2 separate regions of the Homo sapiens genome follow, and region 2 is linked to region 1. A link is an interaction called in ENCODE POLR2A ChIA-PET data of the cell type or tissue named here. Cell type or tissue: MCF 10A. All regions are shown on one strand.

The links. Peaks named below come from ENCODE experiments on the same cell type or tissue, not always from the same donor. Only the 100,000 strongest peaks of a DNase experiment are listed, where the experiment ranks them.
Region 2: POLR2A ChIA-PET joins it to region 1 with 5 read pairs; 2 of 35 experiments call an interaction of 5 or more read pairs at or near these places.

What each region holds. Positions count from the first base shown.
Region 1 is chr6:44,644,918-44,652,917 of GRCh38, forward strand. No RefSeq gene overlaps it. Among named protein-coding and RNA genes, the nearest start is that of MIR4642, 210 kb to the left of the region's middle. RefSeq lists enhancers at 6,489-6,990, 6,991-7,490. In MCF 10A, no CTCF peak of the experiment used is centred here; a DNase peak (open chromatin) is centred at 4,684.
Region 2 is chr6:45,477,101-45,485,100 of GRCh38, forward strand. The region is part of intron 5 of RUNX2 (RUNX family transcription factor 2); the gene reads left to right. Among named protein-coding and RNA genes, the nearest start is that of RUNX2-AS1, 96 kb to the right of the region's middle. In MCF 10A, no CTCF peak of the experiment used is centred here; DNase peaks (open chromatin) are centred at 1,341, 3,451, 3,701 and 6,131.

The sequences.
Region 1 (8,000 bases):
ACTGGGAGCTATTTGTGCAGATATTTCTGTCAAGACCTGCTGCTCCTGGCACTTCCTGGGGCCTCCAGGGCTTCCTGCATGTTCCTGATTGACAGACATGGAGGGTTATTTTCTTTTCTAGCATGAGCCTGGAGGCTGTGGTATCCTGGGGTCATCTTGGGTCTTCAAAGCTGGGCTTCCTGGGATGAAGAGAGGATGGATGAGAAGATGGGCACAATCTTCAGATCCTGAACAGATCTGGGTCCTCCTTCCTGAGACAGGAGCAGAGGAAGGGGACACAGCCCTGCTGAAGCTGCAGGTTCCGCAGCAGATTCAGCCTTGGGGCAACTTCCCAAGGAATGATGGTATAGGGATAGCAGGCAGGTTTCCCAGACACTCAAGCATCCCACCCAGGCGCCAACAGGGGGTGTCCTCTGGGTGGTCTTGGTCTGAAAAGTAAAGGTGAGTGCAAACGCCAAGATGCTGGATAGGACATTCAGAGTGTCCCAAGAGACTGAGGGCTGCTTCTTTTGCAGAGGAGTCTTTCCCTTCACAACCAGATTTGTGTCAACGGTGAGCGGGCCCTCTGCAGTCCATTTAGAAAATTACTCATACGGTCCTCTTTGTCCTCTTTCCATTCCTTGTGTCCTGACAACTCTTCACGACCCCCAGTTATTCTTTGGAAATGTTTCTTGGATCTCTCCTGGTCTTTTTCTTCATCTGCAATGTGAGGATAATGATGATAACACCTTTGCAGGTGCTTAACACAACCCATAAATGGCTGAGCTGAGCTTCAGTCCATGCTTTGGGTCCCCAGACTGTGCTACTTCCAAAACCAGGCTTGTCTCCTCAAAAAGACAGTTGCGGCCGGGCGCGGTGGCTCACGCCTGTAATCCCAGCACTTTGGGAGGCCGAGGCGGGCGGATCACGAGGTCAGGAGATCGAGACCATCCCAGCTAAAACGGTGAAACCCCGTCTCTACTAAAAATACAAAAAATTAGCCGGGCGTAGTGGCGGGCGCCTGTAGTCCCAGCTACTTGGGAGGCTGAGGCGGGAGAATGGCGTGAACCCGGGAGGCGGAGCTTGCAGTGAGCCGAGATCCCGCCACTGCACTCCAGCCTGGGCGACAGAGCGAGACTCCGTCTCAAAAAAAAAAAAAAAAAAAAAAAAAAGACAGTTGCTCCTTGAGGGTAGGGACTGTGTCTGCCATGTCCCCTGTAGCCCCTGGCATAGCCTGCTGTTGGAAACAGTCAGCTCACGAGGATTTTCCTCATGCCTGTTCATGGTGGCTTCAGCCTCTCTCGCCTGGCATAGAAACCCAAGGGTCTCCCTGCTCCTTCTCCCAACAGGACTGCTGGGCAGAGGAAGACCCCCTTAGTTGGAGGTAGCCAGGCTGGGTTCCCTCCTGTGCTTGAGAGTGTGCTCCCATTGACATGTCCACCACTGTGGTTTCTAGGAGCTGCTCTGTGGATAGTGTATGTGTATCCCAGCCTCTTCTCCATCTTTCTCACCCCTCCTCCTCTTCCTCTTTGATAGTCTGAGTTCCAGGTCCACATGTGGTTCATTTAGTTATTTTTCAAAAAATTTCCTGGCCAGAGGATTTCAGCTTCCAGGAAGGCTCTCCCGGCAGAGCGTGGGAGTCTGAAGCTGCCCCGGGGGGGCCTTCTTGTGGTCAGGCTGTCTGCTCTCTCCACTCCTGGACACTATTTGTCTTTGACTCACCTCTTCTTCCACTATGAGTTATTCTTGCCTTGACCAGCCAGACCATGTGGGGAGAAGTCTTGGAGAAGCCCACAGCTTCAAGTTAGCTGGAAGGACACCTCGAGAGGACCTTAGGTGTGACCTCGACCAAGATCCCCTCAATACCAGCCCTGTTCCTGCACCTGCCCAAACCCAAAGGTTGAGCTGGGTCTGAGCTTCCACACTGATTTGTAACCCATTTCACCTTCTGATAAATATAAAAATTCCACGACTCCTTCTTCTGCCACCCGAAGATAATCTGAACAACTCCAATGAAGAATTACAATTATTTATATACCTGGCCTCATTTTTTGCTTTTTTTTTTTTTTTTTTTTTTCAAAGACAGGCTCTCACTCTGTTGCCCAGGCTGGAGTGCAGTGGCATGATCTTGGCCTACTGCAACCTCTGCCTCCCAGGTTCAAGCAGTCCTCCCACCTTAGCCTCCTGAGTAGCTGGGACTCCAGGCTTATGCCACCACACCTGGCTAATTTTTGTGTTTTCTTGGGGTAGGCAAGGGGTTTCACCATGTTGCCCAGGCTCAAACTCCCGGGCTTAAGCTATCCGCCCGCCTCAGCCTCCCAAAGTGCTGGGATTATGGGCATGAGCCACTGCTCCTGGCCTACCTGGCCTCATTTAACCCTATAGACAGACTCTAGGCACATGACCCCCAGCCAAGAAGATTTTGTAGAGCTGTCCTTTCTGCCTCTTAATTTATAAAACTAATAGGGAGGGACCCTTTTATTTTCCAATAGGAAGTAATATTAGGATGTTTAATGAGTGTTACTGGAAGGGACAGGTGTTCTTCCCTCACCCCGTGCCCCCTCTTCCTAGAGAAATACACATAAGGAAGCCAGAGGAATGGAGGAGGCCCTGGGTCATGTGACAGGCAGAGAAGAGCCCAGAGCCTTATGATCCCAGAAGCTGTGCTGGGCACAGCCAGCTTGGCCAGGGAAAGGCCTGGCCCTCTCAAAAGAGGTCTTCTCACAGAATCCAAGGCCTATACACCTCCTTTCCCCACTCCTTCCTTCTCCACCCCTCCCCAGGGGGGCCAGAAGGAGCAGAGGGAGCCCAAGACTCCTCATGGGGGGTTAAGAAAATGAAGAGGCTGGACTGTGGGGGAAGGAACAAAGAGCTAAAGGCACCGTGAAGCCAAGGAGGGAGGGTGAGTGTCTTCCACACTCCTGTGGACTGTGTTCAGGACAGATGCTAAGACACAACTTCGAAGTGAAAACTGGTGCATTTGGTTTAAGACTCCCTGTATAAGAGTGACTGAGTAACCACAGCAGGGCTGATATATCCCTTGTAATGTCATAGCCTATGATTACATGTTTTTCACACCATGTTTTATTCCTCACCCCAAATACTGGTGGTTTCAACATGCCTGTTCCTCCCTCCCCACAAATCACACAAAAATCCAGCAACTCTGACAGTCTTTGTTCTATGATCCTTGAGAAAGTCCTACGTTTCCAATGTCAACTGCTCAACCACATCATGGCCTTGATTTCCCCAGAATTGTACAGATGAGAAGCACATCTAGATCCTTCTCCTGCATCCCTCACTCTTGAAGCTCTCCCTTCCACAACACTGGCAGTGGTCTTCCAAGGAACCCCAGCTCCGTGGCTCCCAGGCTCTGAGTGGGCTTGCTGCTGGAGAAGTTGCTAACCCTGTGTGTGATGGTGAATTTTATGTGTCAATTTTCCTGGGCCGTGGAGTGTCAGACATTTAGTCAAATACTATTCTGAGTGTGTCTGTGAGGGCATTTCTGCATGAGATTATGTTTTGAATCAGTAGACTGAGTAAAGCAGATGGCCTTGCCTAATGTCCGTGGGCCTCATCCAATCAGCTAAAGGCCTGAATAGAACAAAAAGGCCAAGTGAGAGGGAACTCCTCCTGCCTGACAGCTTTGAGCTGGGAAGTCAGTCTCTTTTGGCCCTTGGAACTCGAACTGAAACATCAACTCTTCTCCAGTGTCAAGCCTGCTGGCTTTTGGACTGGAACTTACACCATCAGCTCTCCTGAGTCTCCAGCATGCTCACTGTAGATCTTGGGACTTAGCCTCCATAATCATATGAGCAATTCCTTATAATCTCTCTCTGTCTCTCCCCTGCTCCTTTACACATGCACATGCACACACTGTTGCTTCTGTTACTTTGGAAACTCCTGACTGATATACCATGATTCTTACAACTTGAGTTTCACCCTGCCTTGTGCCTGGACCCCACTCATACACATTCCTCTTCTCTGCACCTTTACCACGAGTCACACAGCCTCTGTTCTTCCTGCTTCCCACTGGCCAAAGCCTTCTACAGAGGCCAACAGAAACCAAAAGACCCCCGCTCACACTCTGTCTCTGGGTTGGAGTCCCTGCTCCACAAATGAGCCTTCCACCCTCCCAGTCCAGGGCCTTCCCACTGATGAAAGTGAAAATCTGAAAGGAGATAAGTATTTGGACAACAAAATAAATAGCACAGTATTGGATTATAAGCCAAAGTCTAATATAAATATCCACGAGTCCGTACTGATATAAATACATGACAGAATAAACAAATAACTGTGGAGAAGAGACCCATCTTCTGCAGAGGAATTCCAAATCCTGTGTAGATACTTCCTCCACGAGGACAAGGAGCTCCCTCTTCCTTGAGTGGAGACTGCACATAGCCACTCGCTTCCAAAGAATAGAGTGTGGTGAGGGTAAGGGATGCAGGGAATTGCTTTACAGCAGAGAATTACAAGTCACCTGGCAAACACTACCTTGGCCAGGTGATCAAGTGACATCAGCAGTGATAAGTCCTGTTCATAGCATGTACTCCCTGGTATGGTACAAAGAGAAGGGTGCTTCACCTCTGTGGTTGTCACCTAAACCCATAACTCTAGTCTAATCAAGAGAATATGTCACACCCAAATTGAGGGGTGTATTGCAAAACACCTGGCCAGTACTCTTCAAGGTCGTGAAAAACAAAGAAAGACTGAGAAATGGTCAGCCAAGAAGAGCTCAGGGAGACATGATGACTAAATGTAACATGATATTCTGGATGGGATCCTGGAACAGAAAAAGGATATTAGTTAAAAAAAATTGTGTGAAATCCAAATGGAGTCTGGAGTTTAGTTAATAGTAATGGACCCATGTTTCTTAGTTTTGACAATTGTACCGGGGAAACGTAAAATGATAACACCAGGGGAAACTGAAACTGGGTGACAGGCATACAGGAACACTCTGCACATCGTTGCAGACTTTTGGTGAATCTAAAATTGTTCCAAAATAAAGAGTTCATTTTAAAAGATGAGGTAGGCTAAACTAGAATATTTCTTTCTTTTGTGTGCATGTGTTATTATGCAATTGACATATAAATACATTGTGCAGGATTCAGACAAACAGAAGTTTACAGAACAAAACCAGGAAGTCTCCATCTCTCCTCTACCCCTGCCTTCCATTTACCTCCTCAGAGCTAATAATGTTCATTATGGCTCAAACCGGGAAACTGCTTACTATGTGCCAGGTTTTGCTAGAAATGCTTTGCCAAAACCGAGTGACTGAACTTAATCTTCATAACAACCTATTGGGATAGACACTGCTAGACTCATTTTACAGATGGAGAAACTGAGGCACATGGAGATTATGGAAACTGGCCAGGGAAGGTAGTAGGTGGCAGAGCTGGGATAAAAAGCCCAGGACAGGCCAGGCACAGTAATCCTAGCACTTTGGGAGGTCGAGGCAGGTGGATCACTTGAGGTCAGGAGTTTGAGACCAGCCTGGCCAACATGGTGAAACCCTGTCTCTACTGAATATACAGAAATTAGCCGGGCATGGTGGCGGGCACCTATAATCCCAGCTACTCGGGAAGCTGAGGCAGGAGATGTGATTGAACCTGGGCGGTGAAGGTTGCAGTGAGCCAAGATTGCACCATTGCACTCCAGTCTAGGCAACAGGGCAAGCAAGACTCGGTGTCAAAAAAAAAAAAAAAAAAAAAGGCCCAGGTGAGTGAGTGCCAGTATTCATGCTTTAACCACCAAGAGAGGAGGCACCACTTCCGCTTTTGGGCACAATCCTTGCGCGCACACACACACACACACACACACACATCCGTTTTATTGGGACTAACATCCATGTTGTTGTGCAACTTACTTTTCATTCTTAACACATCTCAATGCACCTTTCATGTCAGTATCTAGGGCCTACCACCATTGTTCTTAATTGTTCTATGCCAGTGCCTCTCAGCCAGGGGTGCTTTTGACCCCAGGGAACAGCTGACAAAGTCTGCAGACATTTTTGTTTGTCACAGATGGGACAGGGGATGCTACTGGCATCTGGTAGGTGGAGGTCAGGGATGCTGTTGAACATCCTACAATGCACAGGGCAGCCCCTAACAAAGAATGATCTGATTCAAAATGTCAATGGTGCAGCATGGTATCCTGTGGCAAAACTAGAAGATTCCTAAGCACCTTCTAGTTCTCACATGCCACAAGGATGTGTCACGCAGGGCCTTTCCCTCTCCCTCCCAGCTCTCTATGCTCAGTCCGTTTTCATCCCTTCCTGCCATGCACTCACCTCCTCAGCTCTCCTCCCAGCACACTCTTGTGTCTGGAAGCCACACTTTGCGGCATCTCCTGTTATCGCTCTTTTTTCACCTTGCAGATGCCATATTGTTCCTCGATGAATTGTCCCTGGAGAGCAATAATGGTATCCACTTCTGTAACATCCTCAGGGCCCAGCATGCTGTGCTCGGTGGGCAAATCGGAAATTACATCACTCCCATTCAGAAAGAAGTCTAACCATTCAAGATGATATTTGTACCCCAGGGCCTCTTAGCCCTGGCTGCACAGTAGAATCACCTGGGGAACTCTAAGTAAACACAGATGTCCCAGCCCCTTCCCAGACACCCATTGAATCACAACCTCTTGGGTAAATTCTGCACATCAACATCTTTTAAAACTTCCCTCGCTGATTCCAACGCCCAGTCAGGGAAGAGAACCACCACGCTAGTCAGTTACTGCTGCAGAGTTATCACAAACATCTGAACCGAATTCTCACAGTTCTTGAGATAGAGCCTGGTGATAAATTCCTGTCAAAGGAAGGGTCACGTCTAATTTCTGTTCTCTAATCCAGGGCTTCGCTCACTCTAACGGGCACATGAATCACCTGGGATCGTGATAAAATGCAGATTTGGGTTCAGAACGTCTGAAGTGGGGCCGGAGGTGCCGCATTTCTAACAAGCGTCCTGGGCTGCTGCTGCTGCCGCTGGTCCCGGGACCGCATTGTGAGCAGCAAGGCTTGGAATGTTGCTTCAGGGTGTAGGGGCCTTCAGGCTCTTTCCCAAACTTAGGCTCCGAAATGTTTGCTTGTTACTTAGCCAGGCAGGCACCCGGGTCATCCTCTTGGGAAACAGCTTCAGTGCAGGTGAGCTGAAACAAAAGCTCTGAAGAGAAATGGTAAATGTTTACTGGGAGTTAGGAAAAAACAAACAAACAAACAAAACAAAGAAAGAAGCAGAGGAATGCGACAACTCCTAAAACTTAGAAATAAAAAGATAAAACCCCAGAACTTCAGGGCGCCTTCCAGTTTTAACAGTCTTGGTTTGATGTCCATTAGAATGTCAGCTAAGATCCATCAAGGCTGCAATTTCCTCCCACAGACTTGGGACCTCATTTTTGCTGCTTGAGCCGCACTCTGTTCTCCATCAGTGGGATTTACGCATATGGAACCGAGTGTGGAATTGGGCCCATTACATTTAACTTCCTATATCTGACATATTTAATACCTACTTTTCAAATAAATGAAATCCCTGTTTAGTGCCGGCCTGGAAAGGTGCAGTTGGTTAAGGAATTTTTCATGGGCCTGCGCAAGGCGACTCTGTCAAACCCGGCAGCCTCTTGAAGAGGGTGCAGTGACCGGGGTCTCTCAGAAATGGGGGGACAAGGTTATAGAATAATGGAACAGCTGTTACAATAAATGGGCAAATGCATTTTTTTAAAAAAGTCTTAAGAGCTGCTTTGTGTGCAGAATTATAATCACACATAAAAATGTGTGTGTCTCAGAATTGGGGAAGGAGAAGCTCTCAGAAGGCATCAGTTCTAAGAATCTGCTTTCATTATGTGCCATTCCAGAGGGATGAATGGACCTTGACTCTGTGAAGTATAATAGCAAAGTCACAACTTGGCCTAGCTTTCACTTAGCCTCCACATCCTCTCAAACAACAGCAAAGGGGGCTGGGGCTTGGAAGGGGGCAGCCAAGGCTAGGGGGTGATACCTACTCTCACTCCACCCTTACCAACCAGCTACCTGG
Region 2 (8,000 bases), 830 kb after region 1:
AAGCAGCAGAAGAGCAGATTCAGAACCGTTTCAGTGGCCACTGCATGGGTTGTCTCCGCCACTGGCTCCTCATCTTTCTCTTTCCTAGATCACTTTTTGTGTTCCTCTTCCTTGCCTAGCCACCCTAGGAGTGTTTGCTTCTCAGGGTTCCCTTTTAGACACTTTTCTCCACTCGTTCTGTACCCATTCCCTGAGTGTCCTCATTGACACTATTAACTTCGTGTTCCCATGACCACTGAAAATGCATCTTCAGTCTCTTCTGAACTTCAGACTGGTATTTCTAGGTTGCTTCCTGGGTGTCTGCACCTGAATATGTCCCATGGGTACTTCAAACTCATGGCCAACACAGCGTTAGGGATTCCCCACCTCTACTTCAACCAAACTTCTCTGCCCAAACATGAACCTCCTCCAGTTTTACCAGTTTTGAGTGCCCTACAGTTCACCCAGGTGACCAAACCAGAAACCTGAGACTCACCTTCTCTGCCTTACTTCTGACATCTAATTATTCCACTGTACTGTTGTCTGTACCTCTATTCTATGTCTCACATTCACTCCCTCAAATCTTTTAGTGCTGATTTAGCTTAGTATACTCTCTCAGTGTTTATCTTCTGACTTATAACGTAAAAACAATTTCCTAACTGGTTTTATGTCTCTAACTGCACTCCCTTCTAAATCTATCTTCCCCTGTAAGTAAAGCAATCTTCCTAAACTGTAAACCAATGCATGGCACACCCTTGCTTAAAATACTTCAGTGTCTCCCTGTTATTTGCAGGATGAAGTTCAGACTTGGTGGCACACTGACAAGGCCCTTCAGCATCTGCTCTGCCCAACTGCCTTCCACCCACACACCTGTGGCTGAGCTCCAGCGATGCCAAATTGCTTCACTCTATACTTTCTCATCTCGGTGTCTTTGCACCTGCTGTTCCTTCTGGTTGGAATGTTATCTTCTTCTGCATTTGCTTGACTAAATTCTACTCATTCTTTAAGTCTACTCAAACGCTGTCTCCTCTGGGAGCCCTTCCTGACTGCTCTTGAAAGTCAAGTATTTAATCTTTGGCTCCTCTTTGGTTTCCTTTTCATACTTTAATTATATTATTTATCACACTGCTGTAATTATTTGTTTTTATGATGCCTCCAGTATACCGTGAGCACCCTAGTTTAGCATAGTTCATGAAACATAATAATGCTTAGGATATTTTAATTGATAAGTGAAGATTACATTTGCATAGTGGTTTTACCTGTGTAGGACATTTTCACCTCTTATTACATTTTGTCCTGACGACATCCCTGTGTTGTAGATACTTTGTTTTTTTCTGACAGATGAGGAAGTTGAGTCATAGGAGGAAATTGAATCATAGAGATGATAGATATTTGCCTACAGCCTCACAACTAACTTAGTAGCAGAGCTAGGAATAGACTCCCAAGTTTTCCTGCTCCTTGTATAGTCAGGCCCAGAATTAGAAATGAGATTCTCCTTTTTAATCAGACACTGCCTTGGTCTTTTAACTATTCCATTAAGTTCACTAATTGTGTGTAAATGTGTGTGTGTGTGTGTGTGTGTGTATTTGTGGAACTCATAGTGACAGGTGAGGAATCCATAGCTTTATTGATTCTTAGGATTGCAAATTAGGTCACCTGTTATTTTACAGATGAGAAAATTCTGTACCTGAGAAGTTCACACTTGCTATTAGTAGCAGAACCCATGTCTCCTTTCAGTCACATGTTCTCTTTCATACTGCATTTTGGGCAGTCATCAATTCCATAGGACAGACTTTTTTTTTCTTTTCTTTTCTTTTCTTTTTATTTTAAGATGGAGTCTCTCTGTCGCCCAGGCTGGAGTGCAGTGGCACCATCTCGGCTCACTGCAACCTCCACCTCCTGGGTTCAAGCTGTTCTCCTGCCTCAGCCTCCAGAGTAGCTGAGATTAAGGTGCACGCAATAGGACAGACTTTCTGTGTTGAATTGCAAGGGTTGTTAGTAGGATTTGTTGAGACATTAGGCAAGTTAAATCTTGAGAAGAGCCCATCCTCTGAGCAGAAAGAATGCCATTCCTGAGAACATTCTCAATGAAAGGTCCATGAAAGAGATAGGACCCAGAAGAGAAAGAATTAAATGATAATATTCTTTCAGGGATTATCCCATTCTTCCAGATTGCATTACTTCTTTTCCAGTGAGCTTCATAGGTTCTTCGGTATGTATCATTTTGAACTAAAATGAAGGCATCTAATTAGGCTGAAGGATGAGAACTTCCTATTGCAAAGAAAGGTACGTTTCTATTGCAAAGAAAGGTATGCTTGTGATCAGAAGTGTTTGTGATGTCATGGGGCAGAGTATAAAGCATGTGGGGCCTTGAGAGGACGGTATCCCTAATTACCTGGATAGAGACATGGAACTAATGTTAGTAGTAACGCTGTTCCTCTGGCTGGATTATTCCTCTCTGTACACATAGGTATGCATATAATAGAGATAATATAAATTTATAACCACATATATGTACGTATATGTGGAAAAGGGAATATATTTCATATGGACCAAAGAAAAACATTTTGCCAAACTGTCATTATTGATTAAATAATTCAGCATGAAGCCAGCAGGCAGATATCCACAAAACTTAACACTACACTTGCTTTTGAAAAACAAAAAAAGGTTTTAAATGTAATCGCTCGAAGGATGTTTTTTAATATTAACCCACACCAACCTGCTTCCTTTGGCTTGAGAATAATACACTTTAAAAAAATCTGTTGTGCCTTGAAAAGAAGAGTAAAACTTGCTATCTTCTAACTCCATTTAACACTACATTTGATTCCTTTTTATATAACGATAACTTGATCCTACTCAAAATACTTGGCACCTTTAGTGACAGAGTGGCATGTAAGAACACTTTAACAGATTTGAATGTGAGTAAACTCCAGTAGTTCTGAAATGAAGAGGTAGAGTTTTCAGTTCCTTATTCAGAGTTCACAGAAGATAAGAATACTGGGATTAACACAATAGACTCCCCTTCATTACACCTGGCTGAATAAAGCAATTATCTGTCTATCAAGACTAGCAACTTGTGCAACAGCATTAAGAAAGAGTGGATGGATAGGTGGATAAACGCTATTCCATTGGAAAGCGGTGCTGATATATGAGGTAATCCTTTGAGTTTAACTTGTAAAAACAGTTTTATTTTGGAGTTTATATCATGTTACTCTTGCAGCTTAGAGAGAAATGATTTTTCAAAATATTGTTGACTGCATTTTTCAGTTCTTTACCCATCTGAATTTTATTAGGGGGGTTATTTCAAAGACGTCTCTTGTTTAATCATGTTTAAACAATCTGTTTAAGACCTGTTGTGTAGATATAAACACAATAGTCCTTTAATGTCGTAAAACAGACTTCTGACAGACATAGCACGTAACAGACATGCATCCATTATTGCTTAAGCTGCTGTTCCTTCCATGCCTGACCTGAGAGGGTAACCACAGAGCTCAGCTGAAAGCGTTCACTGGTTAGAAGACACTGACATGTGCCTATGCACTGTATTAATGTCTAGCAAGCAGAGAATTGCAGAGCAGCATACAATTGAAAAGGTCTTAGACTAGATTAAAACTAAGTACCTTAAATCTGTTTTAATGGCTGTGTTTACATCTCCTTCTTCTTCATTCCTTTAAAAAAAGTAATCAGGTTTTGCAGGCGTTAAGAAAACCACCTCTTCTTGCCAGCTGGACTAGGTCCAGTTTAAGCAAGAAATTCTCCGCCTCCTTTTTTCTGTCTTTTTCTTTTTTCTTCCTCTGTGATCTTCTCTGCCATTCAGCACAGCAAGACCAGGCTGTGGGAGTTGGCTGACTTTTTCTTTGGTTATTACTTTTTAACATTTTCTTCCTGTTACAGAAATGAGAAAATTGAGAATGATGTTCTGCTGCTGCAGCAGTGAATGTCAAGAGAGGAGCCCTTTGCCTTTTTAATTACATCTGTGTAGTGTTTCTTTTTGCTTAAAACACTCTGTCTCTCTGTTTCTCTGTCTCTGTCTCTGTCTCACTCTCTGTCTCACATAAAATATGCACAAAACCTTAATAATGAAAGAGAAATAGAAAGGATCGCATGCTAAGGAAATTGAGCCAGGATCCAGGAATTGCGTGACAGTCTGTTTGTAGGCTAGTTGTCACTGCACTCTTTGAAGAATAATGCCATCCATGTTTAGCTGGATTGGCAAATAAACAGTGATGCTTTTTGTTCAACTACGAAAACTGCTATTTCCATTGCTAAAAATGTTACCGCTAAAAAAATCTTTGCATCTCTCAGTGGGGTCTCTATAAGTGCTCGAAACACAAAGAACTGTGGTATGTGTGAACATGTTACAGAAAAAGAAGGCAAAGAAAATGTTTTTGGAACTAAAACACTCAAGTTTTACTAAGTTTTGGAAGTAAAGTGTAGACATAGAGAAAGAGTTTTTTTGTTCATTTCCCATAAAGTCAAGGGAGAGATAAAGATTCACATGGTCCAGGATGGTGTGAATGTTCAGTTGTAATTAGTAGGAGAACAAGTGATAAAACGGAGTCAGAGAGACTGGGCATAATGTAATAACATCTTTGAAGTAAGCTTCTGCACTTTTTCTTAATGTCTCCTTCTGGTCTCTTTGCTCCACGTTTTCTTCTTTCCCTCAGTGGCAGCCTGGTATAGGAAAAAGGAGGCTCAGGCAGTTTAGGGGACTGCCTCCCAGTGTCACTGCCTAGTTCCATGACTTTAAAGCTAGTCTCAGTATTTTTCTGGGCATTAATTATTTCTCTAAAATGAAGAACCCAGTCTGATGAAATCTATATTCTCTTACAACTCTGAAAAATCCTAATTCATATAATTTTACTTTGAATTGGAGTAAGGAGGGATGGAAGCATCCCTTGGAAACAACAGGCAGACAAATTTGAGTAGTAGGTCTGAAATGAGAAAATACCAGTAGAGTTGTAATAAAGAAGCATAGTAGGTTAGAGGTGTATTAGGACATGGGAGAGGAGCTACGGCGAAGTTAGCCGGATTCCCGGTTAGCTCTTTTTTTCCTGCCTGCAAAAAGTATTACTTCTCATCTTGTATATTTCCATGATGCTTTCATCCAATCTTTTTAAAAAATTTTTTAATCCTTTTTTGCTTCCTACCTCCTATGAAGTTTCTTTTTCTTCAGACGTCTCAAGTTTTTTTAGTCCATTATCTGAAGAAAAGGGATTATACTGTAAGCACGTGTTTATTATAATTTATTTCCTGAAGTTTGACTGATATTGGCGTAGCCTGATAACTGTCCTTTCTCCCAGACACTGTATGCTTTGATTGTTGTGATTCGCCACAGCCTAAAACCTAAAAGTTATAAAGGAACTTGCATTTATAGACATTCAAATTAACATTGTACAATTCTTTTATTTATTTATGAATTTATTCAAAGATCTCGAATTCTTCAATCCTTAGAAGCCTAAATTTTGAAAGGAGCAGGCCTTCACTTCTCTCTCACACACATCTAATTGTATTTAAATATGACTACATATGAGATTGAGATAGTGAACTTTATGTCACTGGTCTAAATGGGTGCCTTTTAGTATTAAAAGAAATCAAACTCAGCTTTTAACATTTTTTCTATGAAATGGAGTCCCTAGAATATTTCTATGGAGTCTATGGTTTAACCATGTAATTATGTCTCTTGAGTAGATTATATTTTTCTTCCCATAATTATGTTTCACCCAAGAGACTGGAAAGGCTTTAGACCTGTCTTGGGTGAAATTGTTCTTCCTCTCTTCTCTCTTGATAAACGCCGAATCTTACGTGCCTGACTCTGTTTAAGAGCTGAAAGGGGACTCTTGAAGATATGTGGTAGTGATTATGATTTTTTTCCTTTAGAAATTGGTTTATGTATTAAGAAGGGCCCTTAGAGAGAAGCTCTGTTAGCTCATTTTTGAAATGCCATCAGAGAAGAATCTTCTGGAAGCAGATTTGTTTATGATCTGTGGTCCTGTGTCTGAAGCCACACACTAACATTGTTCTAGGGCTGTCTCTACTCACGAGCTATCCTGTATCATATTGCATGGCTATTAATTTCCAGCGGCTCAAAGGGCTAGAGGCCTTAAACATGAAGACAGTTTCTTAGCCCATTTCATTATTCTAGTCCAGAAATAGTTTCTGACCTGAATCAGACAGTGCACTCTTAGGGAAAAAGATGACGCAGCAGCCTTTCCCAGCAAAGATTATAGACTCATCAATTTTACTGTGGGAAATGTTTCCCAATAACCAGCTTTTTTTTTTTCTGTCTTCTTTGTCTTTACTGGACAAAAGTACAGATAATTTTAAATTTATCCATGTTCTTATTTTTTAATTCAGCAATCATTTGTTGTGTGACTTCTCTGTACCTAGGCTCCAAGTTTGTGCTAGACATAAAATGTGACACCCATCCTTAAGGGGCTCTCAGTCAAGTCTAGGAAAATCTAAAATATTAGGGTTTGAAATTTTGTATAAATATTTTATGTCAATTCATAGTAAGTGAATGCTTACTGGATGCCTACTGCACATAAGCATAACCACATGTAGTAGACAAAACATAGTTGTCGCTGCTGTCAGCTTGCTGGGATATAAATCAGAGGGATCATCAAGGCTCTCGAGACAGGAAACACCAGAACAATGTGATGACCAAGTTGAGCTTGGAAGGGATTTTGCCAAACGGAGTTGATGCGGAGAGGGTGTTCCAAGTGGAGGGGACAGCTTGAGCAAAGGCACAGGGTGTATTTGGACTGTCGATAGACCAGTGTGAGTAGAGCACAAGCTGGGAGCAGTACAGTTGTAGCCATTGGAAATGAGAGTGACAACGCATATTGCGACCATATTTTCCAGGTCCTTATTTGCTGGGCTCAGGGGGCTCTATTTAATTCAATAGACAATGGAAGACAATTGAAAGGTTTTGAGCAGGTAAGTGACATGAATGTTAGGATTTGGGGGCAGAAAGAATTTCAGAAATTATGGAAACTAACTCTTCATTTTTTGGTAGACGAGGAAGCTAAGACCAACAGGGTTCCATTTTGGTGCCCTTCCAAATATGCCAGGCTGCTACTCTGTTGTATTAGCCACAGGCCAGAGGTTAGGAGGGTTCTAGTGGAGGCCCATTCCTGAAGAAACTGTAGAAATGGGCTGGAGTGGATGATGGGGGTCTAGGAAAGGAGGTGACAAAGATATGCCTAAGCTGGATTTTGAGTCTGAGAGACTAGAAAATGATGATGATGAAAATAAGGAAATCAGAAGAGAAGCTGGTTGGGATGGTTTGAGGAGGAAGGGAGGGGCAAAGGGCTTAATTAAACATTACAAGAGTATAGGTCTTTGATTCCTAGACATTCACAAACCACCAGTGAAATGTAGTCATCTGAACGTAAACAGAGGAGCAGACTTTCACTTTTCTCCGTAGTATCTTCATTTTTACATGTATGTAGGAATGCAGAAAATCAAAGTTTTTAAATTTAGAGCCTCAATAGTTATAATAAAGTATGTGGATGAGAACTTTGCGTGGCTTTCCTAAGAATGTACTTGAGTCTGGGTAATCTTCCTTGTGCTATTGCTTTTGCTGGAAACCATCGACTGAACTCCCTAAGATACAGTAAGGCTCATCCTTAGAAGTAGAAATGCAACAATTACATGTGGAATGCAATCGTGACTTTAAAATTAGTCAACCTGTTCCCTAACGCTTCCCTACAAACACACTCCTTCATGTAGCACTTTTAGGATAGATTAGAAGTGAAGGATCTCATTATTTTTTTCCAAAACTGCTGTGGAATAGCAGCTCTGTGGACATATAACCAATTTTCTCTGAGAAATAGTAATTCTGATGCAAGTCCTCTCCTCTCTTCCTTTTTACTCCAGGGATCATTGTCACAACATTCTGAAACTGTTACATCCTGTGGCTTGAGCCCTAGAGTATTGGACCAGACTTTATTCAATCACATACTTGGTGACAGCAAAATTAGCTCATGTCTCCCCAGTTACCCCTCTCTTCCAGTGAA